Linked DNA regions of Homo sapiens: region 1 is linked to region 2. A link is a loop called in an ENCODE intact Hi-C map of the cell type or tissue named here. Cell type or tissue: mammary epithelial cell. All regions are shown on one strand. Each heading gives the region's core, and the rest is flanking DNA. Links, peaks and the distances in the headings are about the cores only.

Evidence for each region. A loop is a pair of places that touch in the nucleus more often than their neighbours do. Peaks named below come from ENCODE experiments on the same cell type or tissue, not always from the same donor. Only the 100,000 strongest peaks of a DNase experiment are listed, where the experiment ranks them.
Region 1: a loop joins it to region 2, with 2.0 times the contacts of the local background. A loop is called at or near these places in 4 of 110 quality-filtered maps.

The regions. Positions count from the first base shown.
Region 1 is chr19:50,831,435-50,846,718 of GRCh38, reverse strand. All of the region lies in intron 2 of LOC105372441 (a long non-coding RNA gene), which reads right to left. It overlaps KLK15 (kallikrein related peptidase 15), which reads left to right and starts at 13,145. Exons shown (of 6, transcript NM_017509.4): 1 at 13,145-13,192; 2 at 15,196-15,269. The coding sequence starts at 15,227. RefSeq lists enhancers at 1,782-2,303, 2,304-2,826, 10,286-10,335 and silencers at 6,112-6,299, 8,171-8,300, 10,496-10,755. In mammary epithelial cell, for the core only: a CTCF peak has its summit at 8,227; no DNase peak of the experiment used is centred there; H3K4me3 peaks cover 140 bases.
Region 2 is chr19:50,887,693-50,904,430 of GRCh38, reverse strand. It overlaps the pseudogene KLKP1. Among named protein-coding and RNA genes, the nearest start is that of KLK4, 15 kb to the left of the region's middle. RefSeq lists enhancers at 7,364-7,493, 7,524-7,903, 13,131-13,240, 13,311-13,360. In mammary epithelial cell, for the core only: a CTCF peak has its summit at 6,651 (motif pointing left); DNase peaks (open chromatin) are centred at 6,730, 7,070 and 7,640; H3K27ac peaks cover 909 bases; H3K27me3 peaks cover 172 bases.

The DNA of each region.
Region 1 (15,284 bases), core at 5,409-10,408, 58 kb after region 2:
CTTAAAAACAAAAAAAGAATAAAAGATTCTTAATATAAACTTAGGTATAACCCAGATTAATCTAATGGGAAAAGAAATAACAAATGTAAATAGCGAATCTAAATGATAAAAGGAATAATACGGGAACTATTCAAAAGAGTATACAGTACCAAAATCAATGCAAAATTTAGAAGATGTGGAATTTTTTAATTTAGCAATTGTCTTAAATGCCTTATAAAGTTCTTCTCCTACATTCTTTTGTCCTCATACTCTTCAGTTATCTCTGCTTATCATCAAATGATTTTGTAATCTGATTTTCTTTTTCTTTTCTTTTTTTTTTTTTTAGACAGAGTCTCGCTCTGTCGCCCAGGCTGGAGTGCAGTGGTGCGATCTTGGCTTACTGCAACCTCTGCCTCCCGGGTTCAAGCAATTCTTCTGCCTCAGTCTCCCGAGCAGCTGGGACTACAGGCGCATGCCACCACACCTGGCTAATTTTTGTATTTTTTTTTTTAGCAGAAACGGGGTTTCACCATGTTGGCCAGGCTGATCTTGAACTACTGACCTCATGATCCGCTCACCTTGGCCTCCCAAAGTGCTAGGATTACAAGTGTAAGCCACCACACCCGGCCTGTAATCTCATTTTCTAGGGGAAGAAAAATAATTTCATTTTTATCATATTTGATCAAAATCTGTTTTTCATTATTAATCCTTTAGAAACATTTCTTTCAGCTTCAAAGCTTTTATTTATTTAAATTTCATATGATTTGTCTAGGATTCTTGCCCAATTTGGGGAGAAATAATAGTAAGTTTCTTTCAAATGTCAGCTGAAAGATTTCAGGACATTTCAAGTGTTCTGATCCACCAATTAATCTAACACGGTTTATAAGCTAATGACACTAGTTTATCGTTCCTTTTCTTATTGAGGGATATTATTATGAGTTTATGTTATCTTCATCAAGTCACAGTTGTGACAACTAGCAAATATCAGTTAAATGAGAAATTAATGAATAGCTATATAGATGGGATGAGATACAGAAACAGATGGACAAACAGAGAGGGTTAGAGAGGCTAGAAAATATGAGAGATAACCTTTGTTATCTAACACAAAGAAAAGGCTTCTTGACACAACTTCAGAAGCACAAATCATAGACCAAAATTTGGATGTACTTCATTATAGGAAAATTTAGAATTTTTGCTTAGAGGGCACTGTCATCCAGAAACTTGTATAAGAATTCAGAATTTCTATTTATAAAAGATGACTTATACAATGTTCAAAACCAAAAAGAGATCACCATTTAGAAGGCACAAGAAACTTCTGACATGAACAAGAGAGCAACCCCTAAAAAAATGGACAAAGCATATGAACAGGCAATTAATAAAAAAGAAAAGTCAAGTGGGGGGAGGGATAGCATTAGGAGATATAACTAATGTAAATGACGAGTTAATGGGTGCAGCACACCAACATGGCACATGTATACATATGTAACAAACCTGCACGTTGTGCACATGTACCCTAGAACTTAAAGTATAATTAAAAAAAACAAACATATATATATATATATATATATATATATATATATATATATATATATATATAAAGAAAAGTCAAAAAGCTAATGTGGGGAGAAAATGGTGGCTAGGAAGCAGGACTAACTTGCAGCTCCCACTCAGATGGACAGAGCAGCATGTGGAGACTCACGTCTTGAATTTTTGCTCCAAGAACTACTGCAGGAACATACCAGGAAAGCCAAGAGAACCCACAGACCCTTTGAAGGAAGCACATTGCTGCTGCAGGCTCCAGGAGACAGCTGAAAAACTGTGAGTGCTCAAAGTGTGAAAAGTGTGAAGGGGGGATCATCCGCCCCTGCACACACATCCTCACTGGGGAATCTGAAGGTCCAGATCATGGGAGAAGGATTTGACCTTACCTGGAGCCGAGATGAACTTAGAGAGCTGAATGAAATACGGGGGGTAGAGAAAGCAGCAGGAAGAGCCCTGAGGGTACTGTTGGTCCCCAGGGAAGCCATTTCTGACTTCATCTCACAGGGGTCCTTGGGGAGGGCTGCCAACGGAATTGGGGAAAGACTACAGGGAGAAGGAAGCTTCCAGCTGAACTTTGCAACAATTTCAACTGAACACGAAGTTTCCTGGACAGAACTCAGGGGAGGGGGTGAACTGTGAGTGCAGACATGAGCACAGAAGCTGCAGCAGGTGGGGAGGCACGAAACCTGAAAGCCCTGCTTGCTTTCTCAGCAGGGAGGCTTGTAGCCTGGGGCGAGTTCCCAGCCCTGCGCACCTGCTGCCTGCAAACAAACTGTGCATTGATTGGGGATGCACACAGTGGGAATGAGACCAGCTTTTTGGGCTGCATGGGAGCTGGGTGAGCCCTGAAACTGCTGGCTTTCTCCCACTTCCCTGGTGACCCACATGATGCAGTAGAGGCAGCCATAATTCCCCTGGGAACATAACCTCATTGGCCTGAGAACCACACCCCACCCCCACACAGCAGCCACAGCGACCCTTACCCAAGGAGAGTCTGAACTCAGACACCCCTAACCCTGCCCCCACCTGATGGTGTTCCTCTACCTGCCCTAGTAGCCAAAGACGAAGGACATACTCTCTTGGAAGCTATCTGGCCCCATCCTCCACCTGAGAAACCTGAATACTTATCCAGGTAACCCTAGGGCAAGCTGTTTTCCTCCCTGTACTACTGCAGCTGATGCTGTCTTGAAAGTGCCGTCTCCTGGCTGGAGGCCAACCAACACAAAACCAGCGCACTAAAAAATAATACAACCAAGGAACCCCAGCGAGTCTACTTTACTCCTCTGTTACCTCCAACGGAGCAGGTGCTGATATCCACAGCTAAGAGACCTGAAGATGAATCACATCACAGGACTCTTTGCAGACACCCCCCAGTACCAGCCCAGAGCGCAGACGCTCCACTGGGTAGCTAAATCCAGAATCTGAGCAGCCCTTGAGACCCAGATCTTCCTTCTGACATAGTCTACAAAGGAGAAGGAACCAGAAAACCAATTCTGGTAATACGACAAAACAAGGTTATTTAACACGCCAAAAAGATCACACCAGCTCACCAACAATGGATCCAAACCAAAAAGAAATCTCTGAAATTGCCAGAAAAAAAAAAAATCAGAAGATCAATTACTAAGCTACTCAAGAAGGCACCAGAGAAAGGTGAATACCAACTTAAAGAAATTTTAAAAAGTGTTACCGGATATGGACAGAAAAATCTCCAGAGAAATAGCGTAAATCAAAAACAATTACAATTTCTGGAAATGAAGGACACACTTAGAGAAATGCAAAATACACTGGAAAGTCTCAGCAATAGAATCAAACAAGTAGAAGAAAGAACTTAAGAGCCCAAAGACAAGACTTTTGGATTAACCCAATCCAACAAAGACAAAGAAAAAAGTATTTTTAAAAAATGAACAAGACCTCCAAGAAGTTTGGGATTATGTTAAACAACCAACCTAAGAATAATTCATGTTCCCAAGGAAGAAGATAAATCTAAAAGTTTGGAAAACATATTTGAGGGGAATAATCTTCCTTGGCCTTGCTAGAGATCTAGATATCCAAACATGAGAAGCTCAAAGAACGCCTGGGAAATTCATTGCAAAAAGATGACCACTGGTCGGGCGTAGTCGTTCACGCCTGTAATCCCAGAACTTTAAGAGACTTAGGCAGGCCAATCACAAGGTCAGGAGATCGAGGCCATCCTGGCTAACACAGTGAAACCCCTTCTCTACTAAAAATATAAAAAAGTAGCCGGGTGTGGTGGCACGCACCTGTAATCCCAGCTACTCGGGAGGCTGAGGCGGAAGAGTCTCTTGAACCCGGGAGGCGGACGTTGCAGTGAGCCGAAATCGCACCACTGCACTCCAGCCTGGGCAACAGAGTGAGACTCCATCTCAAAACAAAACAAAACAAAAAAAAGATGACCCCCCTAGGCACATAGTCATCAGGTTATCTAAAGTCAAGATGAAGGAGCATCAGGTAACCTATAAAGGAAAACCTATTAGATTGACAGCAGATTTCTCAGCAAAAACCCTACAACCTAGAAGGGATTGTGGTCCTGTCTTTAGCCTCCTTATACAAAACAATTATCAGCCAAGAATTTTGTATCCAGTGAAACTATTGGCAGAACACACAACAACTCCGGGTCAGAGACAAAGGACTTTATTACTCATGGCACAGCCGGCAGCATGAGATTCATGTTCACATGGGCTCACCTTGCCCCCCAGGTCCTACAGGGATGATCAGAGTGGCTCAGGCAGATGCTGCGCACACAGTGGTTTGCGTCAATGCTGGGGAACCTCTGTTTACATGTATTTACAAATCTTCAATCTTATAAGGGAGATGCAAGGAAATCTGCTTGACTTTGAAACTCGGAGAGATATTATCTTTGTTATGTCGGACTGCTGATCCACCTGCCCCGGAAGGACATGTTGTATTTACTATCCTAGCCAATAAATAAATCATTATGGAAGGACATTATCTTTATTATCTAAGACAGTGAACAAACATGCTCTGATGCTCTAGAGAAACATCCATAAAAAGACAATCTGGAACTCAAAAGTGGCTAATACCTTTTTCAGGAGACAGGCAGAAAGGTAAGAGAGCCATGGATAATTGTCTCCTAACACCATTCAGTTCATGCTCTCGATGCTTCCCTACAGGATAATCTCAGGCTTCCCAACCAGGCATTCAAAGTGCAGGCATTTGGTCTGGGATACAAAACCCAGCCTCAGTTTACCTGGTTTTTTTGTTTGCTTGTTTGTTTGTTTTTGAGACAGAGTCTCACTCTGTCACCCAGGCTGGAGTACAGTGGTGCGATCTCGGCTCACTGCAACCTCCACCCCACCATGGGTTCAAGCGATTCTCCTGCCTCAGCCTCTTGAGTAGCTGGGATTACAGACACACACCACCACACCTGGCTAATTTTTGTATTTTTAGTAGAGACAATGTTGGCTAGGCTGGTCTCAAACTCCTGACCTCAAATGATCCGCCCGCCTCAGCCTCCCAAAGTGCTGGGATTACCGGCGTGAGCCACCACGCCTGACTTGATCCTGTCTTTCTCATGCTATCTTCTCACTCCCCGTTTCTCACGGTTTTCTGCCTTCACCATTCCCTCCCTCTTTTGATGCCTCTTCCTCACTCCAGTCCTTACTTTATCTCTTCTACACTCCCCGACTCCACCCTCCTTTGTTTTTGCCCGGTCCCTATTTCTGCAGGCTTCTCTTTCCAGCTCCCCGTGTCTCCTTCTCTAGACAGGAAGCACCCATCTAAAAAGGTGAATGCTCCTGCAGTGAACAATCATCTCCAGGCCCACCTGGCCAAGGCTAGAGCATCCCCCAGCCCTCCTGACCTGCGTCCTGAGGTGTGGAGTCAGGTGCAGGGGAGAAAGGAAGCTTCAGTGACAGGTATAGCCCAGTGGTTCCCCAATGGGGCAAAGTTGTCCCCTCCACCCGCCCCACCCTCCTCCACCCATCCAGGGGCACACTGGCATTTTCTGGCAATCTCATCACATTCAGGTTCTGCAAAGACACACATCGGGGGGGTTGCCACTTTATTTGTGGGGTGCAGAGATGGAGGAAGAGAGAGGAGAGAGGGTCTGCCCTGAGATAGTAGACAGTGACAGGTGGTAATGCTCTCCACGGACCACTGAGAGGGACCTGGGGACGCAACGCGCCACACACACAGCAAGGGTGGAGCTGAAACCTGGCAAGAGCCACATTATTCTTTTTTTGCTAATTTGTAATTGTTGTGGGTACATAGCAGGTGGATATATTTATGGGGTACATGAGATATTTTAATATAGGCATATAATGTGTAATAATCACATGAGGGTAAATGGGGTATCCATTACCTCAAGCATTCACCCTTTGTGTTACAAACAATCTAATTATATTCTTTTTGTTGTTTTTAAATGTACAATTAAATTATTATTGACCACAGTCACCCTGTTGTGCTATCGAATACTAGATCTTATTCTATTTCCTCGTACCCATTAACCATCCGCACTTCCCCACTACCCACATACCCTCACCCTCCCCAGCCTCTGATAACTATGCTTCTACTGTCTATCTCCATTAACTCAGTTGGTTTTGTTTTTGTTTTTTGTCCCTATTTCTCCAGGCTTCTGGAGATGGAGTCTCGCTCTGTCTCCCAGGTCGCTGGAGTGCACTGGAGAGGTCTTGGCTCACCACAACCCCCTCCTCCCAGGTTCAAGCACTTCTGTGTCTCAGCCTTCCAAGTAGCTGGGAATACAGGCACGCGCCACTGCGCCTGGCTAATTCTTGTATTTTTAGTGGAGACAGGGTTTCACCATGTTGGCCAGGCTGGTCTTGAACTCCTTACCTCAGGTGATCCACCTGCTTCAGCCTCCCAAAGTGCTGGGATTACAGGTGTGAGTGCCCGGCTAATTGTTTCAATTTTTAGCTCCCAAAAATAAATGAGAACCTGTGAAGTTTATCTTCTGTGCCTGACTTATTGCACTTAACATCATAACCTCCAGTTCCATCCATGTTGCAAATGACAGGCTCTCATTCTTTCTGATGGCTGAATAGTGTTCCACTGTGTATATGTACCACATTTTCTGTATCCATTCATTTGTTGATGGACACTTAGGTTGTCTCTAAATCTTAGCTATTGGGAATAGTGCTGCAATAAACATCATTCTTGGCAATACCACAGCCAGCTTTCCTGCACTGGGAGGTGGGGTGTTCCATGATGACTTTTTACAATCTCAGCCTGGGCAACATATCAAGACCCCATCTCCACAAAAAAAAAAACAAAACGTAAAAATTAGCCAGGTATGGTGGCACACACTTGTAGTCCCAGCTACTCGGGAGGCTGATACCAGAGGATCGCTTAAACCCAGGAGTTTGAGGTAGCAGTGAGCTATGATTGCACCATTGCACTCCAGCCTGGGCAACAGAGCAAGACCCCAACTCTAAAAAATAAAAACTAAAAGAAGCTGACAGGATCACGGGGAGAGGGGAGCAGAAACACAGACATGGGGAAAGTGAGCAGGAGTCACGGGAGGGAGAAGACACACGTCTCCCCAGCTCCCTCCTCCCTCAGACCCCCCAGCCCCTCCTCCTTCAGACCCAGGAGTCCAGGACCCCAGCCCCTCCTCCCTCAGACCCAGGAGTCCCAGATCCCAGCCTCTCCTCTCTCAGACCCAGGAGTCCAGGCACCAGCTTCTCCTCCCTCAGACCCAGGAGTCTGGGCCTCCACCTCCCTCCTCCCTCAGACTCCCCAGCCCCTCCTCCTTTAGACCCAGGAGCTCAGGACCCCAGCCCCTCCTCCCTCAGACCCAAGAGCAAACCTCCTATGAACAAACGCAGAAGGGAAGCTTCCAGAAAGGGAAGAGGAGGGAGCTGGAAAGTGGGCTGGGGGCTCAGGACTCTAGCGAAGAGGTCTATGGGTGGGGGTGGAACACAGAGAGGGAGACGCAGGCAGGGCAGGCCTTTCTCTCCCAGCCCCAGAGTGCAGGACCCAGGAGTCCAGGCCCCAGCCCCACCTCCCTAAGATGCCCCAGCCCCTCCTCCCACCGACCCAGGAGTCCGGGTCCCTAGCCTCCTCCTCCCTCAGACCCAGGAGTCCAGACTCCAGCCCCACCTCCCTTAAACCCCCCAGCCCCACCTCTCTCAGACCTCCCCAGCCCCAGCTCCCTCAGACCCAGGAGTGCGGGCCCCCAGCCCCTCCTCCCTCAGACCCAGGAGTCCAGACTCCAGCCCTACCTCCCTCAAACCCCCCAGCCTCCTCCTCCCTCAGACCCCCCAGCCCCTCCTCTCTCAGACCCAGGAGTGCAGGCCCTCAGCCCCACCTCCCTCAGACTCAGGAGTTCAGACCCTAGCCCCTCCTCCCTCAGATCCCCCAGGCCTTTCTCCCTCAAACCCAGGAGTCCGGGCCCTCAGTCCCACCTCCCTCAGACCCAGGAGTCCAGACCCCAGCCGCTCCTCCCTTGGACCCAAGAGTCTGAGTCCCCAGCCCCCTCCTCCCTCAGACCCCCCAGCCCTTCTTCCTTGAGACCCAGGAGTCCTGGACACCAGCCACCCGTCCCTCAGTCCCAGGAGTCCCGGCCCCCAGCCTCTCCTTTCTCAGACCCAGGAGTCCAGGCACCAGCCTCTCCCTCCTCAGACCCAGGAGTCCAGGCCCCCAGCCCCTCCTCCCTCAGACCCAGGAGTAAAACTGCTATGAACAAACGCACAATTGATGCCACCTATCGGTAAGGCCCTCCCAGGACAAAAGAAGAGAAGATGTGGGTTTTTCTGCCTCCTCCCCTCCAGCTTCCCCCAGCACAGCCCAGGAAATAAAGTCTCAGAGAAGAACTCGTCTGCGTGTGACATTCTCTTTGCTTGACGTCACACTCTCATACCAGGGTCTCACACCTCCATTTCCTCTCCCTGGGCCTCAGTTCCCCCATCTGTAAAACAGGGGTCTTGATAAAGGGGTCACAGGGATTCAGAAAAAGATACCACATCTGGGAGATCAAAACAGTGGCTTCTGGCTGGGCGCGGTGGCTCACGCCTGTAATCCTAACACTTTGGGAGGCCAAGGCAGGTGGATCACTTGAGGTCAGGAGTTCAAGACCAGCCTGGCCAACACTGTGAAACCCCAACTCTACTAAAAATACAAAAATTAGCCGGCTGTGCTGGTGGGTGCCTGTAATCCCAGCTACTCAGGAGGCTGAGGCAGGAGAATCGCTTGAACCCAGGAGGCGGAGGTTGCAGTGAGCCAAGATCATGCCATTGCACTCCAGCCTGGACAACAAGAGCGAGACTCCGTCTCAAAAAAAAAAAAAAACAAAAAACAGAAAACAAAACAAAACAAAAAGCACAGTGGCTTCTTCCAGTGCCAAATCTGCTGCTACCCAACTGTGTCATCTGAGAAAGACCCCACATAACCATCCCTCCCCAGCTTTCAGTTCCCAAGGGTAATAGGACAGACTGATAATGGCCCAGCACTCACTCAGTGCCGGGCACAGATTTCAAGAATGAACACCTCAAAACACTCCCACAGAAGAGGGAGGAGCAATTATTACCCCCACTTTATAGTTGAGGCAGCTGAGGCACAGAGAGGCTAAGTGACTTGCCTGAGGGTGCACAGTATTATGGGACAGAGGCAGAACTCAAACCCGGGCCACCTGGCTCCAGCGGCTACATCTGAATCACGTGCCGTGTTAACCGGTCTTGCAAGCCTCAGCCTGATTTTATGATTCGCACACCTGCTCCATGGGTATGACCTCATCCAACCCCTGTGAGGTCCCTCCCATTTCCACCCCACCGCAACGGAAGACCCCTTCGCAGATGAGCACCTGACACCCAGAGAGCTGATGCTTCTCACAAGGGGCACCAGGACCCCGAGAACCATTCTCTTGATTCCACTTCTGCAGCCTGGGTGACCTTCACCAGTGACCCCCGCACTCCCGTCTGCTCATGTGTTAAATGAATGAATCGTCATAATTTACTATATGCTCTGAGCTCCTAACACAAACTAAGTCGTTACTCCTCGAAAAACTCTACGAGGGGATCCTCTGATTTTAAGGATAAGAAACTGAGACACAGAGAAGAAAAAACTCTTACCAGGGTCTCCCAAAATAGTAAGTAGTGGAACAGAGATCTGCACCCATGCTGTCTGGATCCAGACCCAGCGCCCTGAAACAGCAGCTTGTCTGGTTCCAGAAGGAACGGAGGCCGTGGTGAGACTAAGTTAGAAGAGGGCCAGCACCTCATGGGGAGGCCCTTCGGGCACCACGAGTCCAGTCCCGCTCCGGAGGTGGGCAGTCTGCAGGCCCCCTGAGAAGGGGGTTTGAGGGGAGGCTTTTTCCTGCTGGGGAATCTCAAAGGGCTTAAAACTGCAGACCGAGAAGCCGGGACCTTGCCCAGGGGTGATGGGGAGCTGCAAGGGAAGGCTGTGAGCAGGGGAGGGGCGGGGTGATCTCCAAGTGCAGAGAGACCCTCTAGGGCCACGTGGTGACCGACAGGAGGCTGTCCTCCCGGACAGGAGGAGCGAGGGTCCAGAGAGAGAGGAGGACGTCTGAGCTGGAGCCAGGCCAAGGGGACAGAGAGGAGGGGACGGGGCAGAGAGAGGCAGGGGCCGAAGGGACAAGGCTGGGGACCGATGGGCTGTAGGGGATAAGGGGAGAGATGGGGCAAGGTCAGTGCCAAGGGCGTCTGGCCGAATAACTGGGTGGTCGGTGACGCTGCCCCTGAGATGAAGAACGTGGAAGAACAGGGAAGGAGGGTTTGGGGAAATAGAGCAATGAGTTGGGACTCGGTAAGTGAGAGGGGCCTAGGGACAGTGGTGCAGGGGGCGCCCAGGAGCAGGTGGCTGCCCAAGCCGGAGTTCAGGGTCAGATGGAGGAGACCTGCGTGGTTGGTGGATGAACCACGGGAGTTGATGAAAAACTCCCAGGGAACGTTCTCAGGAGGAGGAGCCGGGCAAAAGTGAGACTCAGGCCGCGGTGGGCGGGACCCAGGCCGCGGTGGAGGTGAAGGACGTCCGCGGACACGTCCAGGAGGACATCGATCGCGCGAGCCTGAGCCAGACACAGTGGGCGGGGACGGGGCGCCGACGTCACCGCGTGGGGGCGGGGCTGCGGGAGCCGCTGGCTGCGCGCCCTCCAGGGAGCCGAGCGCAGACCGGGTGCGCGCCTGGGTTCGGCGCGGCGGGAGCGCCCTCAGTGTCCCCGTCTGTATCAGGGGTGCTTCATCAGTACCTGCCTAGGCTGGTTAGGAGGAGGAGCACGTGCGATCGTGACGGGAAGCGCTCAGCACAGACCTGGCACCGAGGAAGTCCCAGGGGCTCGGCTCCTTTCCCTCGTCACCACCGCGCCCCAACAGAGGGAGGCGGCTGCAGGGGTGGCGGCGAAAGGGCCCACCGGGCGTTCCGGAGTCGGAACACTGATTCCTCTCCCGCGTGGCCTCTCGCTTCTGCAGGAACCTTGCTTGTGCTGCCTCCTGTCTGGGCCTCAGTTTCCTCCGTATTCAGCAGGAAGCCATAAGGTTATTAATATAAACACCTCACAGGGCTGCCGGGAGCCGGAGTGAGATCCTACAAAGAGAGCACTTGGCACGGAGGAGTGGCCTGCAGCCGCATTCCATAAACAGGGCTGCTCAGCTGAAGCGGTGGCCCAGGGTGAGGCCCGCAGACTTTGAGCATCAATTTGTGGGGAGGGAGGCAAAGGGACATAGGAGTTCTAGAATAGCTTCCAACCTGGGGATCTATTATGTCTGCCGGTCTGGGCTTGTAGAATGTCTGGAGACCCGACGTTCTAGAATGCATGAGGTTTCTGGGGACTCCAGAGTGCCCGATGTTCGAAGGTTCTAGAGTGTTTGGAGCTCTGTGGTTCTAGGCTATTCTAAAATCTTACCTTCCAGAGTGTCCTCCACTGCCAGAATGTCTTAGGGCCTGTGCTTTTAGAATCTGAAAGTCTGATATTCTAGAAATTCCAGGGGCCTGTAGTTCTAGAATGGCTGAATCCTTCCCATAAAGATGATGACTTTCCACACATGGGGAGAGACCACGCTTACAACAGGTCCCATCCTTCACTGGGTGACCTGAGTGAGGTCAGTCCCTCCTGTCTTGGGACCTCCTCATTAATTAAGCCAAAATAGACTCTAGATAATTGCTTGGGGCCCTCTGGGGTTCTGAGACATTGGAAGCCAGCCTCAAATACCCAAAGCCTTGGGTCATCTCAGTGATCATCTCCAGCCTCTGGGATGCAGAATCCAGATTTCAAGCTCTAGAACCCAGAAATAAGACTACAGGACCAGAATAGAGACCCTGGGTTCCCAGACTCTAAATTCAGACTCTAGAGTCAAGATTCTAGCAATCTCAGAATCGTGAAAGCCAGGTCCCTGTCTCTCAATTCAGCCTTTTAAAAATTTATTTACTTATTTATTTATTTATTTAGATTTTTCATAGAGATGAGGTATTGCTGTGTTGCCCAGGCTGGTCTCAAACCCTTCAGTTCCAGCAATCCTCCTACCTCAGCCTCCCAAAGGCATGAGTCACTGGGCCCAGCCACAGTCCAGGTTTTCAATGCAAAAACAGATTTGAAACTCCAGACTGTATGTTCCAAAGTCTACTCCTGAAAGCTCAGAGGCTAGATCCACCCTGTAGAATCCAGACCCCAAGCCTGGCATGGTGTCTCACGCCTGTAATCCCAGCACTTTAGGAGGCTGAGTCAGGTGGATCACTTGAGATGAGGAGTTCGACACCAGCCTGGCCAACATGGTGAAACCCTGTCTCTACTAAAAATATAAAAATTAGCTGGGCGTGGTGGTGGTCGCCTGTAATCCCAGCTACTCAGGAGGCTGAGGCAGGAGAATCTATTGAGCCCAGGAAGTGGAGGTTGCAGTGATCTGAGATCACGCTATTGCACTCCAGCCTGGGTGACAAGAGCGAAACTTCATCTCAGAAAAAAAAAAAAAAAGAATCCAGACCCCACAATTCAAAATCCCAAATCTACCATTTGTAGTCTAGGCCCCAGGCTTCTCATAGCAGGTGCAAAGGTTTCCAGCCTCGATTGCCAGATTCCAAACACCAGATTCCAGGCTCCTATTGTGGGTTCTAGATTCGAATGCCCCGGGATCCAGAATCAAGGTTCACGATCTGTCACTCAAAGGCCCGACTCCAGGATCCAGATTCCAGACCCCCAGCCCAAGAACTCAGACTTTGAAATCCATATTCCAGACTGCAGGTCATTAATCTCCAACTCAAGATCCTCAAATCCAGAATCCAAGACCCAGATCCAGAACCAGATCCGGATCCAGAACCCGGGATCCAGAACTCTGCCCCAAGCCCAAGAACAGGGACTTTAGGATCCAGTTTCCACACTCCAGACCCCAAATTCCAGACTCTGTCTTTTGATCTCCTCCTAATTTCTGTTTTTGTCCTCCTGTCCCCTCCCCCTTGAGGAACTGCTCCTGGTGGAGAATTCCTCTTTGTGGACTCAGACAACAGCTTCAACCTAATAAATGCTCATTAGGCCAAGTCTCCCACCCCACCAGCAACCAAGGCGTCTCTGCCTGTAAACCTGACTCTCAGCCACCTCCCACCCCACCCTACACCACCACACCCCCAGACCCAGCTGGGACTGGGAGCTTATAAATTCAGGCATCCTGGTACCTGCTCCCTTCTGGCACCCAAGCTGCCCTAGATGCTGCTGGAGGATCTGGAGGAGGTGAGAGCTTTGAGACAAGACTGAGGGAGGGGCAAAGGGGAGATTCACTGTGCCCTGGTTTCAAGGGGAAACGTTGACCACGCTTGGAGAACTGAGTGTCAAGGGCATGGGTAGATCCACGTGTCCTTTACCAATGCCCCAAATTGAACCTGAACCAAGAAAATGTCCTGGAATGGCCAGAAGGAGCTGCAGTGGTGGGGAGGGAGGGGGATGGAGTGGATCAGGAGGACGTCCCTGAAGTACTTGTATCAGAGCCAAGAACGTGGTCAGGAGTGATCACGGGTTCAAGTCAGTTCAGCACAACCTCCCGGAGGCCTCCTGTGTACCAGGCCCCAGGTGGGGCAGTGCTGAGGTCACAGAAAGAACCTGACCTGAGCCCCATCTTCAAGACCCCCAGATGGAGAAAAGAACAGGCCAGACCTCAGCAAGTATGGGGCATCTGCGCTGTAATGGAGACAGAATGGGTGCTGTGGGATTCAGGGGAGACACCTGTTAGGTGTTGGGGCCTCCCAGAAGAGGTGGGGGCAGAGTGTCAGAGGACAAAGATGAATTTGGAAGATATGGGGAAGAAGGATTTCAATTCACCCTCAAAGCTTCCTGAGGCCTCCCGTGGGTCGGGCCCTGCAGTACTGGAGACCCAGAGTGGAGTCAGACCAGCTCCTCGGGGAGCTGCCAGTCTCGTAGGGGAGGCAGACACCACTGAGGGTCAGGGGAGGTCAGAGAAGGCCTCAAGGAGGAAGCGGGGCTGGAAGGGAATGGCGTTGGATATGCGGTGGGAGGAATAGCCTAAGCATGAAATGGCAGGAGGGAAAATGGCAGCACTGGCTGCGTCTAGGACAAGGTCATGGGAGACCCAGGGAGAGGGGCTGGAAGGGAAGAAGCCACTTTTGTCCTTGAAAGTGAGGCTGGAGCCAGGCAACTCATGCCTGTAATCCCAGCACTTTGGGAGGCTGAGGCGGGTGGATCACTAGAGGTCAGGAGTTCAAGACCAGCCTGGCCAACATGGTGAAACTCCGTCTCTACTAAAATTACAAAAATTAGCTGGGCGTGGTGGCACACACCTGTAATCCCAATTGCTTGGGAGGCTGAGGCAGGAGAATCTCTTGAACCCAGAAGGCAGAGGTTACAGTGAGCGGAGATCACGCCACTCCACTCCAACCTGGGCTACAGAGCCAGACTCCGTCTCAAAAAAAAAAAAAAAAAAGAAAAAAAAAGAAAGAAAGTGAATTTGAAGAGCTGGACTTTATCCTGGTGGTGCCAAGGATCCATGGAGGGTGGTGAGCAGGGGAGGGGCACAGCCAGCTCCAGATGTAGAAAGACCCTTTGGGGTCATGGCTGGAGGGCAAGCTGGTGGAGGGGACTGGACTGGAGGGGGACCCAAAAGGCCAGATAAGAGGGTTGAGATAGACCAGGCGCGGTGGCTCATGCCTGTAATCCCAGCACTTTGGGAGGCCGAGGTGGGTGGATCATGAAGTCAAGAGATTGAGGCCATCCTGGCTAACACGGTGAAACCCTGTCTCTACTTAAAAAAAAAAAATTTCCAAAAAATTAGCCGGGCACGGTGGTGGGCGCCTGTAGTCCCAGCTACTCGGGAGGCTGAGGCGGGAGAATGGTGTGAACCTGGGAGGTGGAGCTTGCAGTGAGCCGACATTGTGCCACTGCACTCCAGCCTGGGTGACAGAGTGAGACTCCGTCTCAAAAAAAAAAAAAAGTTGGGACAGGGGTCCTTGGTGATGATGGAGAGAGATCCAGGGGCTGGTAGCATGGTGCTGGAGGCTGACAGGTGGAGGAGGTGGGGCAGGGTCTGTCCGAGTGCCTAGAGGAAGAGTAAACCTTCCAGAGATGGGGGACCCAGAAGGAAGCGCAGAGTGGGGTTGGGGGAAGGGGATACCGGTGGTCAGAAGAAATTTATTAACAGTGGATGGGATAAGTCTGTGTCTGGAGGGATCCTGGTGGAGGCAGAAGGGTCCTGCCTCACCTGGATTCTCTCACTCCCTCCCCAGACTGCAGCCGAACCCTGGTCCCTCCTCCACAATGTGGCTTCTCCTCACTCTCTCCTTCCTGCTGGCATCCACAGGTGAGGTGGCCCCAG
Region 2 (16,738 bases), core at 4,637-9,636:
TTTGTTTTTGAGGCGGAGTCGCGCTCTGGCTCTGTCGCCCAGGCTGGAGTGCAGTGGCACGATCTCCGCTCACTGCAGGCTCCGCCCCCCGGGTTTACGCCATTCTCCTGCCTCAGCCTCGCGAGTAGCTGGGACTACAGGCGCCCGCCACCTCGCCCGGCTAATTTTTTGTATTTTTGGTAGAGACGGGGTTTCACCGTGTTAGCCAGGATGGTCTCGATCTCCTGACCTCAGGCGATCCTCCCACCTCAGCCTCCCAAAGTGCTGGGATTACAGGCGTGAGCCACCGCGCCCCGCCCGCAAGTGCAGGTTTCTTACAGGGATATGTTGTGTGGTGGTGAACTCTGGGCTTTTTACTGTACCCATCACCCAAGTAGTGTGCACTGTGCCCAACAGGTCATTTTCCTCCTTCGCCTCACCCCCTCTCATGCTTCCACCTTTCGGAGTCTCCAGTGTCTATTATTTCACTCTATGCCTGTCTGTACCCACTGTTTAGCTCCCATTTATAAGACAGAACATGTGGTATTTGACTGGCTGTTTCTGAGTTATCTCATCTAGGACTGTGCGTTTTGATTTTAAAAGAACACCTCTAAAGAACCCAGAGTTCAAACAAGAGATATAATGGAAATTAGAAAATATTTGGAATTAAATGCTAAGGAAAATACCAGATGTATACACATGTATTGCGTATGCCTACTACAGTGCTCGGAGAGAAACATGCAGCCATAAGCACATAATTATAGAAGAAAAAGAGCTGGCCGGGCGTGGTGGCTCACACCTGTAATCCCAGCACTTTGGTAGGCCGAGGTGGGCAGATCACCTGAGGTCAGGAGTTTGAGACCAGCCTGACCAACATGGTGAAACCCCGTCTCTACTAAAAATACAAAAATTAGCTGGGCATGGTGGCATGTGCCTGTAATCCCAGCTACTCTGGAGGCTGAGGCAGGAGAATCACATGAACCTGGGAGGCGGAGGTTGCAGTGAGCCAAGATCACGCCATTGCACTCCAGCCTGGGCAACAGAGCAAGACTCTGTCTCAAAAAAATAATAATAAAACATTTTAGTTGATATGATTGTGAATGCAGAAAGTCCCAAATAATCAATAAATAATTATAGAAATAATCATATCATTTAGCAAGATTGTTGGAAGCAAATGAATAAAAAATCAACTGCATTTCTATGTAACTGCCACAAAATTTTAAAAAATCAAAAAATGTAAAATCCATGAAGACCCTAAAAATAAGTCTTCAAAGATATCCAATACCATAGAGAGATATTAAAGAAGACCAAAGGCCAGGCGCAGCAGTTCACGCCTGTAATCCCAGCTGCTCAGGAGGCTGAGACAGGAGAATCCCTTGAACCCGGGAGGCGACAATTGTAGTGAGCTGAGATCGCACCACTGCACTCCAGCCTGGGCAACAGAGCAAGACTCCATCTCGAAAGAAGAGAAGGGAAGGGGAGGGGAAGGGAGGGTAGGGGAGGGGAAGGGAGGGGAGGGGAGGGGAGGGGAGGGGAGGGGAGAAAGAAAAGAAAGACCAAAATAAATGGAGAGATATATTGTTCCATGTGCACGGAGGGGAAAACTCAATGTTGTAAAGAGGAGAAATATCTCCAAATTTATTTTAAAATTCAATGTATTCCAAACCAAAATCTCAGCAGGATTTTTCTGGAGCCTGACAGACTGTTTCTAAAATTTATGAAGAAGAAAGGGCAAGGGCAAAGGTCAGCCAGCACACTTCCAAAGAAAAGCAAGGAGGGTAGCCTTTTCTACTTGTAACTTATCACGAGAAGTGTGATATTAGCACAGACATAGACAAACATACCAATAGAATAGAACCCAGAGCCAGAAGCAGACCTATGCATTTATAGGCACTTTATGTGAAACAGAAATCACACTGCAAAGCAGTGGAGAAAATGTCTTTTCAGTAGGTATTGCTGGGAAAATTGGGTATCAGTATGGAAAAAAAATGGCATTGAACTCCTACCTTACACCACACACGGAAATCAGTTCCAAGTAGATTAGACCTGATTAAGGCAAGACAATGTAACTTTTAGGACATAATTTAGGAGGATATTTCCATGACCTCAAGTAGAAATGGTAAAGATATGCATATCTTTTTTTTTTTTTTTTTTTTGAAACGGAATTTCGCTCTTGTTGCCCAGGCTGGATTGCAGTTGCACGATCTCGGCTCACTGCAACCTCTGCCTCCCTGGTTCAAGCGATTCTCATACCTCAGCCTCCTGAGTAGCTGGGATTACAGGCATCTGCCACCACACCTGGCTAATTTTTTGTATTTTTAATAGAGACAGGGTTTCACCATGTTGGCCAGGCTGGCCTTGAACTCCTGACCTCAGGTGATCTGCTTGCCTCGGCCTCCCAAAGTGCTAGGATTACAGGCATGAACCACCACACCTGGCCAAGATATGCATATCTAATGCCCAGAAATTTCACTCCTGAGTATACGCACTAAAGAAACTTATGCATATCTGCAATATATAGGATATATATAATGATTTAGACTCTATATATGTGCGCCTATATATATGTTCATGGAAGCTTTTTTTTTTATAACAGCATCTAACTGGAAACAATCAATCCAACAGGTAAAACTAGTAAATTGGATAAGTAATTTCTGGCATATTCATACAATGAATATTCAGTCACAAAAAGGAATGAAATACTAAACATGGATGAACTTTGAAAACATGATGCTAAGTGAAATAATTCAGCCACAAAAGGCTGAATTATTCCATTCCATCTCTTGTGGCTGAATTATGCTTCTATTTATATGAAATACAGAATAGGCAAATCCATAGAGACAGAAAGCAGATTAGCAATTGCCAGGAGCTGGGGCTCGGGGGGAGTGGGGAGTGATTGCTAATGTGTACAAGGCTTCCTTTTGGGGTAATAAAAATGTTCTGGATTAATACTGGTAGGGTTGTACATCGTGAGTGTCCTAAATGCCACTAATTGTAAATTTTATATTTTGTGTACTTTACCACAATAAAAAAGAATGAGGACATAAATTTCCATAACACTATTAACCTATCTATACAATTTCTACATATAGAAATCTAAACCTAGCCCACTTTGGGAGGCCGAGGCAGGCGGTTCACCTGAGGTCAGGAGTTCAAGACCAGTCTGGCCAACATGGCGAAACCCTGTCTCTATTAAAAAAACAAAAATTAGCCAGACCTGGTGGTACGTGCCTGTAATCCCAGCTACTAGAGAGGCTGAGGCAGGAGAATCACTTGAACCCAGGAAGTGGAGGTTGCAGTGAGCCAAGATGGCACCACTGCACTCCAGCCTGGGCAACAGAGTAAGACTTTGTCTCAAAAAAAAAAAAAAATTCACAGGCACCAGGCATTGCAGCACTTTGGAGGCTGAGGCAAGAGGATTGCTTGAGGCCAGGAGTTTGAGACCAGCCTGGGCAATATAGCAAGACTCCATGTCTACAATTTTTTTTAAATTAGCTGGGTGTGGTGGTGTGCACCTATAGCCTCAGCTACTCAGGAGGCTGAGGCAGGAGAACTGCTTGAGCCTAGGAGTTCTTGGCTCCAGTGAGCTATGCTCACACCAGCCTGGGTGACAGAGCAAGACCCTGTCTCTAAAAGAAAAAAACATTCATAGGACCTCAGGGGATGAGTGGACAGTTCATAAGACCTTAGTGAATGGATGGACAGGTCATTTTACTCATCTCAGGTTTACCTGGATAGACATGAACTTGATCAGTAATTTTGCCTTAGATGGTTCTACAAGCAGCCTGGAGGGGTTGCCTATAATAACAAAATGGTGACACCTGGGCCCCTGCGGCACTCCTTGCTCTGAAGAAAAGACAGACAGTTCAGGTCAACTCCATAGGACGATGCCAGACCTCAGTTAGTTGGGTAGAAACATGTTGAGTCACAGGGAGCAGGCAGGAGTCCCCAGTGGTAGGAAGGGAAGACCTCTCTCTCTGTGTTATACTGACAACTAGACCAAACGACTTTTCATGATTATCCAGACAATGTTTTATAAAGGTCAGGTAGGAGACTGGCAGGACTTGTTTTCTGGTCACAACCCTGCTGACCAAAACAAGTCCAGGCAGGATAAAATTCAAAAAAAACAAAAAAACAAAAAAAAAGGCTGGGTGTGGTGGCTCACGCCTGTAATCCCAGCACTTTGGGAAGCCGAGGCAGGTAGATCACGAGGTCAGGAGATCGAGACCATCCTAGCTAACACGGTGAAACTCCATCTCTACTAAAAAACAAAAAATTAGCCAGGCGTGGTGGCAGGCGCCTGTAGTCCCAGCTACTCGGGAGGCTGAGGCAGGAGAATGGTGTAAACCCGGGAGGTGGAGCTCGCAGTGAGCCGAGATTGTGCCACTGCACTCCAGCCTGGGCGACAGAGCAAGACTCCATCTTAAAAAAAAAAAAAAAAAAAAAAAAAAAAAAAAAACCAGCAGGAATGACCAGATGAAGACAAAAGTGATCCCTATCTGCTCTCATTGCTCATTGGTATAGAACACCCTCACCAGTGTCATGGCATTTATAAACTGTCATGGCAATGACCTGAAAGTTACTTCCCCTTTCCATGGCAATGACCCAGAAGTTACCTCCCCTTTCCATGGCAGTGACCCGGAAGTTACTGCTCCTTTCCATGCCAATGACCTGGAAGTTACTGCTCTTTTCCTAGAAAGTTCTAAATAAATGACCCCTCAATTTACATTGACCCATTACTTAATTTGCATGTAATTGAAAGTGGATTTACATGAGTATAAATATAGTTGCCAAGAGCCCATAGGTGGCTGACTCTGGGCACATTGCCTATGAGTTAGCCCTGCTTCGCAAGGAGCAGCACCATTCAACGAAAATTGCTGTCTCACACTACCAGCACCCTTGAATCCTTTCCTAAGTGAAGCCAAGAACCCTCCTTGGCTAAACCCCAATTTCAGGGCTAAACTGTACTGCAATGAAGTGACAGTCTCTTGTGATCTACATAAAAAAATCTTAACTCCAAAATGAGGACCTCAGTCACCAAATTCAGATTCTAGACTTTGAGCTTCATCTTCCTGGAGATCAGACTTGTGGTCCAAGCTCTAGATATCAGACCAGTCTTTGGACTCTAGAACCAAGACTTCCATTTCTGGATTCCATTTTCCAGGTTCCAGTTTAATCAGAAGTAAACAAATCACCCCTGCAGGCCAAATCCAGCTGCTGTGTGTTTTTGTAAATAACATTTTGTTGGAACATACATTAATTCCTTCTTGTGTTGTCTATGACTGCTTTTATGCTGGGACAGCAGAAATGAGCAATTACAGCACAGACTGTCTGGCCCACAAAGCCTAACATAATTACTTTCTGGACTTCTACAGAAATAGTTTGCTGATGTCTCGTCTAGATTCCAGATGCTTCACTCCAAACCCCAAAATCCCAGAATTCAGATTCCAAGCTCTAGATTCCACAGCACAAACTGGAGATTCTGGAGGTTGACTCCAGACCTCAGACCCAGCCTCCAAACTCCATTCCTCTGCTCTAGATTCCCAACCCCAGACCCCTGACAAGACCCCAACCACCCTCTAGAGACTAAGAGATCTCTCCAGTGAGAGATCTACTGAAAGAGACAGGAAAAAGTGATGGAGAGAGTGTCAGCCACAGAGAGACAGATATAAACAGAGAGAGAGAGTGTGTGTGTGTTAGTTGTCTGTCTCAAAGACAGAAACAGCCAGAGAGGCAGTACCCTGACCGAGAAGCTCAACTGAGAAATACAGTGATAGAAAGAGTTTGTGGCCATCCATTCATTCTCATTTATTCAGTAAGTACTTATCAGGTACCTACTATGTGCTAGGCAGGGTTTTAGGGGCTTTGGATAAACCAGTGAACAAAACTGGCAAAGATCCTTGTTCTTGTTGTAGCTGAAAGATACAAACAATAGAAAATACATCCAATAAAATAAATAACAAATTAGATATACATTTATATGTGTTAACATAATATTGTAAATTAGTACAAATCATATATAATAAGTTAAATAATAAGGAAGATTGGGGAGAGGGAAGTTTGCAGTGTTAAAGCAGTGACAGACGTTCCATAAACTGGCGAGTGGACAGATAAACCATGGTGCATCCATACAATGGAATCCTATTCAGCAGTAAAAATGGAATAAACTGCTGATAGCTGTGTGACCTTCGGCAAGTTACTTAACCTCTCTGATACTTAACTCTGTGAAATGGGGCTAATAATCAAATCTTCCAGGTAAGGTTCCTATGAAAGTGAATTACTGCATGTCAAGTGCTTAGAACAATGCCTGGGCACAGAGGCTGTAGGCTGTGTCTGCTGTCAACACCTGTATTTCCGTCTCCATACCTTTCAGACTCACTGACCCTGAGAACTCTTTGTGCCTGTGTTTCCATCTTCCCCATCCTAGCTTTCTGACTCTGTCTCCCCCAGCCTCCATCTTGGTGTCTCTGTATCAGTGTCTCTGTGTCTCTATCCCTATCTAACTTTCTCTGTTTCTGTCACTGACTTTCTTTGCCTTTCTTGCACTCTGAGTTTCCATCTCTCCAGCTCCCCATCACTCCCTCTCATTCCAGATGTTGCTAACACTGACTTCTCCCAGAGACCACTGGACAGTGGGACATTTTTGGTTGCTATGACTTGGCAAGGAGGGTGCTACTGGCATCTAGTGGGCAGAGGGCAGGGATGCTGCGTAATATCCTACAGCACACAGGGCAGTGCCCACAACAAAGAATGATTCAATCAGAAGTGTCAGTAGCGGCCAGGTTGAGAAATTCTGCCCTAGGTTATGGTTTCAGGGTCTCACCGCCTAAGGTGGAGAGGATCCCTTATGGCTGTTGCTGCCCAGAGATTCTGTGGGAGGGTGGAGAAGGGAGACGGCTAAAGAATCCCAGAATCCCCTCCCCACCAGGTGCCAACCTGATGACCACAGCAGAAACCCCCTGCACCAGGCTCCTGGGATATGTCGTCCACAATGTCACAGGTGTGTGTGTTGTGTGTGTGTGGTGGGAGAGTGGTGTAAGTGTGTGTGTCTTAGTCTTCTCTGGCTCCCATAACAACATAACACAGACAGGTGGCTTCCACAACAGAAATTTATTTCTCACCATTCTGGAGACCGGAAAGTCCAAGTCTGAGGTTTAGCAGGTTTCAATTCTCTCTCCCTCTTTTCCTCTTCATATTAGGGCACTTAATTTCATCATGAAGGCCCCACCCTCACAACCTCAGCTAACCCTCCTCACCTCCCAAGGGTCCCAGCCCCAAATGCCACTATCTTGGGGCTTAGCACTTTGACATATAAGTCTGGAGAGGGGGGGACACAATTTGGTCCATGGCTTTGCGTGTGTGATGTGTATGTCCCAAAGTGTCACCGTCTTCAAGCAGACAGGGTTGCTTCTAAGTTTACATGCCCGTATGACGTGTGTATGGGGGTGCTTGTGTGGCTGTACTTGTGTGATTTTTGTGTATTGGGGTGAATAGGCATTTCCATTCATCCGAGGCTGTTTCTGGATTATGATATCACTGTAATTTACCATGTGACTGGATCTTTGTGGTTGTACCTATCTGGTTCAGTGTCATGTGCTGTGTGTATCATGGTGTGACCACATTGTATGAGTCACCCTGCAGCTTTGCAAGAGTGTGTGTAGCCAAGCGTGATGTCACATGGGAGGTTGTGTCCTGTGCCTGTCACCTGGTCCTGTGTCCCTGAGCCTGACTCCAGGGTTCTGACATGTAGCTGCATGTTTAGTCATGCCCTGCTCACTGGGGCCTTGGGAGGCCTTATGGGACAGTGGTTAAGGAAATAGGCTGTGGAGTTGCCCTGCCTGGGTTCAAAGCCCTGCCCTGCCATTTATTAGCTGGGAGACCCTGTAATCCCAGCACTTAGGGAGGCTGAGGTGGGTGGATCATGAGGTCAGGAGAGCGAGACAATCCTGGCTAACACAGTGAAGCCCTGTCTCTACTAAAAATACAAAAAATTAGCTGGGTGCGATGGCAGGCACCTGTAGTCCCAGCTACTCAGGAGGCTGAAGCAGGAGAATCGCTTGAACCCAGGAGGTAGAGGTTGCAGTGAGCCAGGACTGCGCCACCACACTCCAGCCTGGGCGACAGAGTGAGACTCCATCTCAAAGAAAAGAAAAGAAAAGAAAAGAAAAGAAAAGAAACTGTGTGTCTGAGGATGGTGTAAGAGGAGGTATCGGAGGGACAGACCAGGGGCCTGGAGTTTAGAACGGACATGTCCTGGCTGGGCACGGTGGCTCAAGCCTGTAATCCCAGCACTTTGGGAGGCCAAGGCGGGTGGATCATAAGGTCAGGAGATGGAGACCATCCTGGCTAACATGGTGAAATCCCATCTCTATTAAAAATACAAAAACTTAGCCAGGCATCAGGCATGGTGGCAGGCGCCTGTAGTCCCAGCTACTCAGGAGGCTGAGGCAGGAGAATGGCGTGAACCCGGGAGGCGGAGCTTGCAGTGAGCCGAGATCACGCCACTGCACTCCAGCCTGGGTGACAGAGCAAGACTCTGTCTCCAAAAAAAAAAAAAAAAAAAAAAAAGAACTGACATGTCCTTTAGCCTCATCATGCCCCAGCCCAAAAAGCAGACCTGGATACCCTGCCCATGTTTTCCCCCCTGTATTAGTCAGGATTCTCTAGAGGGGCAGAACTCATAGGATTGATGTATATAAAAAGGGGAGTTTATTAAGGATAAGCGACTCACATGATCACAAGGTGAGGTCTCACAATAGGCTGTCGGCAAGCTGAGGAGCAAAGATGCCAGTCCAAGTCCCAAAGCTGAAGAACTTGGATTCCAATGTCGAGGTCAGGAAGCATCCAGCAGGGGAAAACGTGTAAGTTGGGAGGCTAAACCAGTCTAGTCTTTCCACGTTCTTCTGCCTGCTTTTATTCTGGCCACGCTGGCAGCTGATTAGATGGTGCCCACCCAGATTGAGGGTGGGTCTGCCTTTCCCAGTCCACTAAGTAAAATCTTAATCTCCTTTGGCAACACCCTCACAGACACCCCCAGGGAACAGTACTTTCCATCCTTCAATCCAATCAAGTTGATGCTTGATATTAACCATCACACCCCTCAATACAACCCACACCTTCCTAATCCTAACCCTGACCCTCGACTCTGAACCCCTCCACTTTGTGTCCTGATTCCATCCCCAGGAGCTGTGATTCCCCCTGAAGGATCCCAGACTCCATTCCCAAGCACTTTCTCCAGTGCCAGCAAAGTCCTCATTGGTGGCAACAGGAATACAGTCTGCACTTGCAGCCCTGGCAGGCAGCCAGCACCGTCAGTGGAAAACTTTAAGACGCTGGGGCATCTTAGAGCATCCACAGTGGGTGCTGTCGGCTGCACACTGCCTCCAGAAGTGAGTGCTGGGTGGGTCTGGGGCAGAGCGCCAGCTAAGAGGCAAGCGCTGGCTGGAGGAGAGTTTGAGTGAAGGAGAGTCCCAGGCCAGGGGTGGCAGGCTAGCAGGGATGGGGCCTTATGCATGATGGGGCTTAAGAAGAGGGCAGAGCCTTGGTCAGAGATGATGCTCTCGGTTCACTGCAACTTTCACATCCTGGGTTCAAGCGATTCTCCTGCCTCAGCCACCAGAGTAGCTGTGATTACAGGTGTGCACCATCATGCCCAGCTAATTTTTGTGCAAAGGGCCTGGGGCACAGGTGGAGTTGAGCAGGGGTGGGGTTGAGCAGGATTACGGCTTTGGGATGGGTGGAGCCTGATAAGGGGTGGGGCTTGAGCAGAGGGCAGCGCCTTGGTCAGAAGCTTGCACAGAGGAAAGGGCTTGGGCTAGGGGCAGGGCTTGAGCAGGGATAAGACTTTAGGAGGGGTGGGGCTTGAGCATGGGCCAGGGCTTACCTTGGTGTAAGGTCTGGCTAGGAGCTCAATATTGGTGGAGTGAGCTTTAGATGATTTTGCTAGGTCTGAATGAGAAGCAGAGCCTCCATGGAGTCAGGGAGACTAGGTTATCTCAGAACCCTGGGTTTGAGCCAACTGTGGAAGCTTCGGAAGGAAAGGATAACCTGAGAGACGTAGGTGTTCCAAGAAAAGGGGAGGAGATGCAGGAGAAAGACCTAGTCAGCCCTGGGTGTGAATCCCAGCTCAGCCTCTGGGTAACTAGGTAATGTTGGCAGGTGACTTCCATTTTCTTTTTTGTTGTTGTTGGCGGGGGCCCTTTTTGACCTTTTGTTTTGACCTTTTTTCTGATGCTTCTTGACTCTATATCTCCTGGTTTTCTGCACACATCCCCTGTTTTCTTTCCTTTTTTTTTTTTTTTTTTTTTTTTTTTTTTTTTTTTTTTGACAGAGTCTCCCTCTGTTGCCCAGGCTGGAGTGCAGTGACGTGATCTCAGCTCACTGCAACCTCCGCCTCCTGGGTTCAAGTGATTCTCCAGCCTCAGCCTCCCCAGGAAGCTGGGAGTACAGGCGCGCACCACCATGCCCAGCTAATTTTTGTATTTTTAGTAGATACGGGGTTTCACTATGTTGGCCAGGCTGGTCTTGAACTCCTGACCTCAGGTGATCCACCCGCCTTGGCCTCCCAAAGTTCTGGAATTACAGGCGTGAGCCACCGCGCCTGGCCGTAAGTTCCATTTTCTGGGCGTTCCTTTTCATCAGCTCTCAAGGGCAGGAGATGGTGACAAAGTTAGGGATGAGGATGGTGTTGGGATGGATTGTGGTGGAGACAGGGGTGTAGCTGAGGGCAGGGTCTAGGATGCAACAAATCAACATTTGCCCTGGATGTGCAGTTTAGGGGAACAGCCAACAACATTAGTAACCAAGATCAAGATTTTAGGATCATTTGCGCCTCCGCCCTCCAAACATGCACACACTAAGGTGTCCATCAGGTGCCCTGGGTAGTCCATGTTACCAGATGTGTCTGAAATTATGCTGATGTTGGCACAATACAATTATCAAGGAGACCCACCAGGGAAGACCGTGAACTTGAGAAGGACCCATACATTCAGGACCCTGCCCCTCTTCCCAAAAGCCATGTATTTCAGGTTTCATAGACTGGACACATCTGGCTTTTCTCAAGCATCTTGTGACCCAAGCCTCCCTGTGGTCCTAGGCTCCTCCCTATGGACACAAAGCCTAAGTCAGCCACCATGTTGGACACACCCACAAGGGGGCAGACGTGGGCAGTGCCATGTGATACATGTGACTGGAGAGGCGCACGGGTGATGGTGGGCTAGTTGCGCCGAAGTGACGCCATAGTGGTGCGCCGGGATCCTCATAGTGCTGATGATGTCAGAAGATGCGCCAAACGCCCTTCAGCTGTTTAGAACCAGCGCGCTTGCGCAGTTCCTGCTCGTCGGGCTCCTGCTGGCCCAGCAACTATAGGGAGCTAGCAGGCCAGTGGTTACCCACAAGCTGAGTGTGGAGTAGACAGAAAGACCCAAATGTTAGCAATCTGGGATCCCCAAGCCCTGTGATAATCTGAAATTCCACTTACCACCTCCTGAGGCCCTGGTACCAATGGCCCCTACTCCTGCCTCTCAGATAGCTAAGAGTTCCAATGTGTGGGCACACACCCATTGGGCTGTAGTCCCCAAGCTCCAGTACTTTTGTCCTCAGAGGAGTCAAGGACTCTCTCCCCAACCCATTAAAATACAGGAGTCCAGAATCCCAACATTTTCCTTCTCCAAGACCTTGGACTCCCGGCTTTCAGCCTTCTCCAACTCCAGGTACAGAACCCATGGGTTCCTACTCCCAGCCACGTTTTTCAGGACCCTGACCCCTGCCTTCTTACCAGGTTTGGTAGTGGGCCTCAGAGAGCTCACAGCGGGGGACAGTGCATGAAGGACCACAGTTAAAATGTCCACATTCAAAGAAAATCACTTGCCAAGATTGGGAGCAGAGCATACACTCCTCAGTTCCCAGGACCTAGTCACCGTCCTAGGCCTCTGGGATGGGAGTAGAGGATCCATGAGGACAGGGTCCTTCTCACCTCCTATTCCCTGACTGTGCCCTTATCTACCTACATATTCTTCACTTATGCCTTCCCCTCAGTTTCTCCAGGAGCCTCTGATATGTTTTTAAAATACTGTTTTCTCTCTAGCTTTAAAAAACTTTTGCCTCTTTTCCCTGGAACTGTATCCTTTTTTGTTCCCACCACCCATCTCATGTGTTATAGGTTCCCAAAAGAGAGAGAAAGGGGAAAAGACCAGAGGGCAAGAAGTTCTCTGTGGTTGGGGATGAAGATAAGGTCACTGGATACAGTGAGTTCAGACAAGTGGTCACTTGGAGCCAGTCATTCAGGCTCATTCATCTGTCACAGATATTAAATGGATGTGACACTCAGTATGTATGACACACAAATTTGGTCCCAGAGTTTGGGTATCTCGGCCAAACTCAGGGTCATACAAGGGCACAGATGTGGCCATACTAGATTGTGGACCTACATATATGCACAACCAGACTTTCAAACTTAGGTATTGGTAGGTACAGCATTTACAGCTTACCTTCACGTAACATATAAATAGATCTCAGCTTCGAGGGTCACTATATGGACATTGATATTTGTATGTAAGTGTGGACAGTTAAGACATGGGTGTGGCTAGGCACAGTGGCTCACGCCTGTAATGCCAGTACTTTGGGAGGCCAACGTGGGTGGATGACCTCAGATTGGGAGTTCAAGACCAGCCTGACCAACATGGAGAAACCCCTTCTCTACTAAAAATACAAAATTAGCCAGGCATGGTGGCACATGCCTGTAATCCCAGCTACTCGGGAGGCTGACACAGGAGAATAGCTTGAACCAGGGAGGCAGAGGTTGACTTGAGCCAAGATCATGCCATTGCACTTCAGCCTGGGCAACAAGAGCAAAACTCTGTCTCAAAAAAAAAAGACATAGGTGTATGTGTGCATACACACGCGCACACACGCGCACACACACACACACACAGAGCTTTGGACATAGAAGCTTGGACCAAAATCTACACTCCACTGTAGGTCTGGATACCCAGTGTTCCAGTTGCACACACTTGCACACAAGGTCTGAACGTACAAGGTGGGGGCCTTAGTAAAGGTACACAGGAGAGAGACACTGATATGCAGTGTTGGGTTTGACTTTGAGGGGACATATCCTGAGTAGCCCCTCCAAAAGCAATTCACAGACATGGGTCTATAGTATGGTGGTTGTATCCAAAAGTATGACCACCTGGGATCAAACATATTATTTCTGAATCTTTGAGAAAATTATTTGACCTCAATGTCTTTCCATTTCCTCATTTGTTCATGGGGGTTTCCTTAAGACTTAAATAGAAAAATGTGTCTTTGTGTGTATGCCTGTGTGTGGGTGTGCATGATAATGCCTGGCACACAGTAACTGTAATGCATAGTAATAAATATCAGTTATTTTAATCAAGGACACATGACTTAGTTATGGTACATACGTGTGCACGTTCAGATTTTGAAAACAAATATAGCCAAAATCAGACATATGTGCAGACCCAGATAAAGTTAGTCAAAGCTAATACTGTGATTCATCCATAAAACCACTTAGTGGTGATTCAGAGTTGCAGACACCAACCCCAAGGGCCAGACATTCAAATACAGCTTCATAGGTTAGATTCCTGGCTACTCCCAGACACAGAGTTGGGCATTTATGGGGAAAGACATATTCTGGAGACACAGGCAGCTGGGACAGGAAAGATTTATCTGTCTCTAGATCACCCCCCAAGTCAGACACTTGGTGTTGAAGGTTACTCATCAGTTTTCCCATATGGGGACATGGCTCACATGTGTGGGCAGGTAGTGGACAGCAGGGCCTTGCACACCCACCACATACACATGTGCATGCACATACACACACACACAACACACACACACGCACACAGAACTGCACTACGCACAAGTACCAAACAAGGACTTTTCACAGTCAGAAGACCCTGAGCCTCTACACTGGGAAACGTGGATATGTCCCCTCAAAGTCAAATCCACACATAAACAGACAGCAACAATAGGGCACATCCAGATCAGATCCCCATATTTTTCCTGCCATCTTTGGGAACTGGGCCTGGCACACTGGTGAGGCTAGGGTAACAGATGTGGCAGACAAGGGGTATAAGGAAGAAAGTATAAGTTTGTTTTGCAGGGAAGGTTAGAGAATTTAAATTATGATTCTGAGAGAAAATTCTCCATGGGCCTCTCATGTTTCTACATGGCTTCAAAGTGAAAAAAAAATTGCTTTGGACTATCAAGGATGTTTGGCTAGCAAGCCATCTTGCAAATGGTATTTTCAACAAAACAGCTTTGCTTACCGACCAGTGTAATAATGTGTCCCTTAAAGCAGATTTGTTTAGTGTTCAGTACAATAAATATAGTATGTTCCTCCAGAGCAGGTCTGTTTGTGGTCGGGATAACGAAGAATGTGTCTCCCTCTCGGACAAATATTAATAGTCCCTTCATACGATTCAGGATTCCTAAGCTCAGGTTTCTCAGCTGTGGGTCAAAGCATCGTGTCACAGGATCCTCCTAAACTTCTCTGATCATTCCTGTGGGACTTAGGGTCAAGGCGAACTGATGTGAACACAAAGCTCATGCTGTCTTCTGTGCTGTGAGTAATAAAGTCCTTTGCCTTTGATCCAGAATCCAGTGTGTTCTGCCAGTATCCATAAAACTGTGGCAGGCTAACTTATTTGTTTGCCAGTTGGCAAAATATCAGCCCCTTCAGAGTTTTTGACAAACAGTTGGGCACTAAGGCTGCACCTGTCCAGCTGGAGATGGAAGGGTGGGAGGTAGGAGGGGCCCCAGCTGGGCACAGCCACATGACAGAAGAGGGACCAAGGCTAGGTTGAACTTTTTTGAGGGCAGTGTAAGCCAAGCTGAAGTTGAACTTTCTTGGCCCTTGGAGTTAGGAGGGGCCCCAGCTGGGCACAGCAAAATAACAGAAGAGGGAACAAGGCTGAGTTGAACTTTTCTGGGGATAGTGTAAGCCAAGCTGAAGCTGAACCTTCTTGGCTCTAGCTGGATCCTTCCAGATACAAATTCATCCCACCTTTGGCATAATAAATTTCCTTTCGCCATTTGTCTCTCCTCCTCCCCAACATGCTCTTCCTCTTGGGTTCTCCCTCTTGGGAGAGTTCACTGCTTCCTCAGGCACCAGGATAGATGCCAAGTGCCCCACATCCTGCCAGACACTGGCCACATTCTATCTGTCCCCTGGATCTTCATTTTTAAAGCCTCAGGCCACATCCTCTAACTAGACCCTTTCCCCAGTCTCCTGACCATAATCAGAGTCTTCCCACATGTCTTCATTCCAACTTTTGGGATCCCTACCCTTTCAATTATGCCTTCACTTTAATGGCAGACAGCATGCATGCTGAGGATTTAATTAGCACTGTAATTCAGCCACTCACACAATAAGATTCTAGGTTTGATTTTCAGAAATCTCAGCTCTGTGGCTACAGGAGATAAAGGTTTCTTTCAACATCATAGACATAGCAACTTTAGATTATTTCTTCAGTCTGAGATCTGGAAATTTAAAGTCCTGTGCTCATTCTTTTCTTTTTCCACTTTTGCCAACACAACTAGAAGCAATCATCCAATTTCATTATGCTTGTTACTTTAAAAAATATTCTAAAGTGTCATATACATGATCACCCTGGTCATTTCTCCTTTATTTGATTCGGAATATCCAGTGGTGTTATTTTGCATATCTCTATTGCCACATTACACCACGGACTTTTATTTCTGTTTGTATTACTGAAAATAGAGTTGTGGTGCCTTTAATTTATTCGCATTACAGAACCAATTCCAAACACTAGAAATGCCAGAACTAATTCAGAAAGCTCATCCTTAAGACTTCCTTCCTCTAGAACAACTAGTAAAGTTTCTCTCAGACAGGATTTTTAGAGAAACAGAAAAAAAATAAGATACACACACACAAATATACACATGCAAAGAGACAGACAGAGATGGAGACGGAAAGACAAGGACAAGAAGATGGAATCTGAGCTAATGGCAGAGACATGGAACCAGTAGAGAAGAGACCCACTGTCTTCAGAGAGTGCTGACCAGGAAGAGGAGAAGCCTTGGGGACTGGATCAGGTGTCTGTCCCTAGGTCCCCATTCCTGACTCTTCTCCTGCCACCCTGATCTGGGTGTAGCATCATATTAGGTAATTTGGCTGAAAAAACTGCTAACTTGGGAAAATGTCCCCTGTCCATAGGAGCAGGACATCCCAGACTCAAGAAGCTCATAAACCCACAAGCACTCTGTCCTTCATCTCCCCACCACAGCCTCCTAGACAAGACCCCAAATCACCCCACATACTTTGCTCCCAACCCAATGCCTGCTCCAGGCAATCTCATGTCTCCTACCCTAATCCCTGGGGTTTGCCCTGCTCTCAGAGCAAAGTCTCCCCACCAGGAACAGCCACCAACCCAAACCCCAAGGAATGGTCCAGAATCTCAGGCCCTCCTGTGTCCCTGGATCCCCAGCCCTGGTCCTCTGCCCCCTTCAAACCCACAGCCCAGCTCCCTCTCTTAGCCCAGTCCCTGGGCCCTCCTGCCAAGCCTGCCCTCCCTGACCCAGCACTCCCTCTGCAGATGCTGTGATTGCCATCCAGTCCCAGACTGTGGGAGGCTGGGAGTGTGAGAAGCTTTCCCAACCCTGGCAGGGTTGTACCATTTCGGCAACTTCCAGTGCAAGGACGTCCTGCTGCATCCTCACTGGGTGCTCACTACTGCTCACTGCATCACCCGGTGAGTGGGGACCTGGGGTCTGGGGA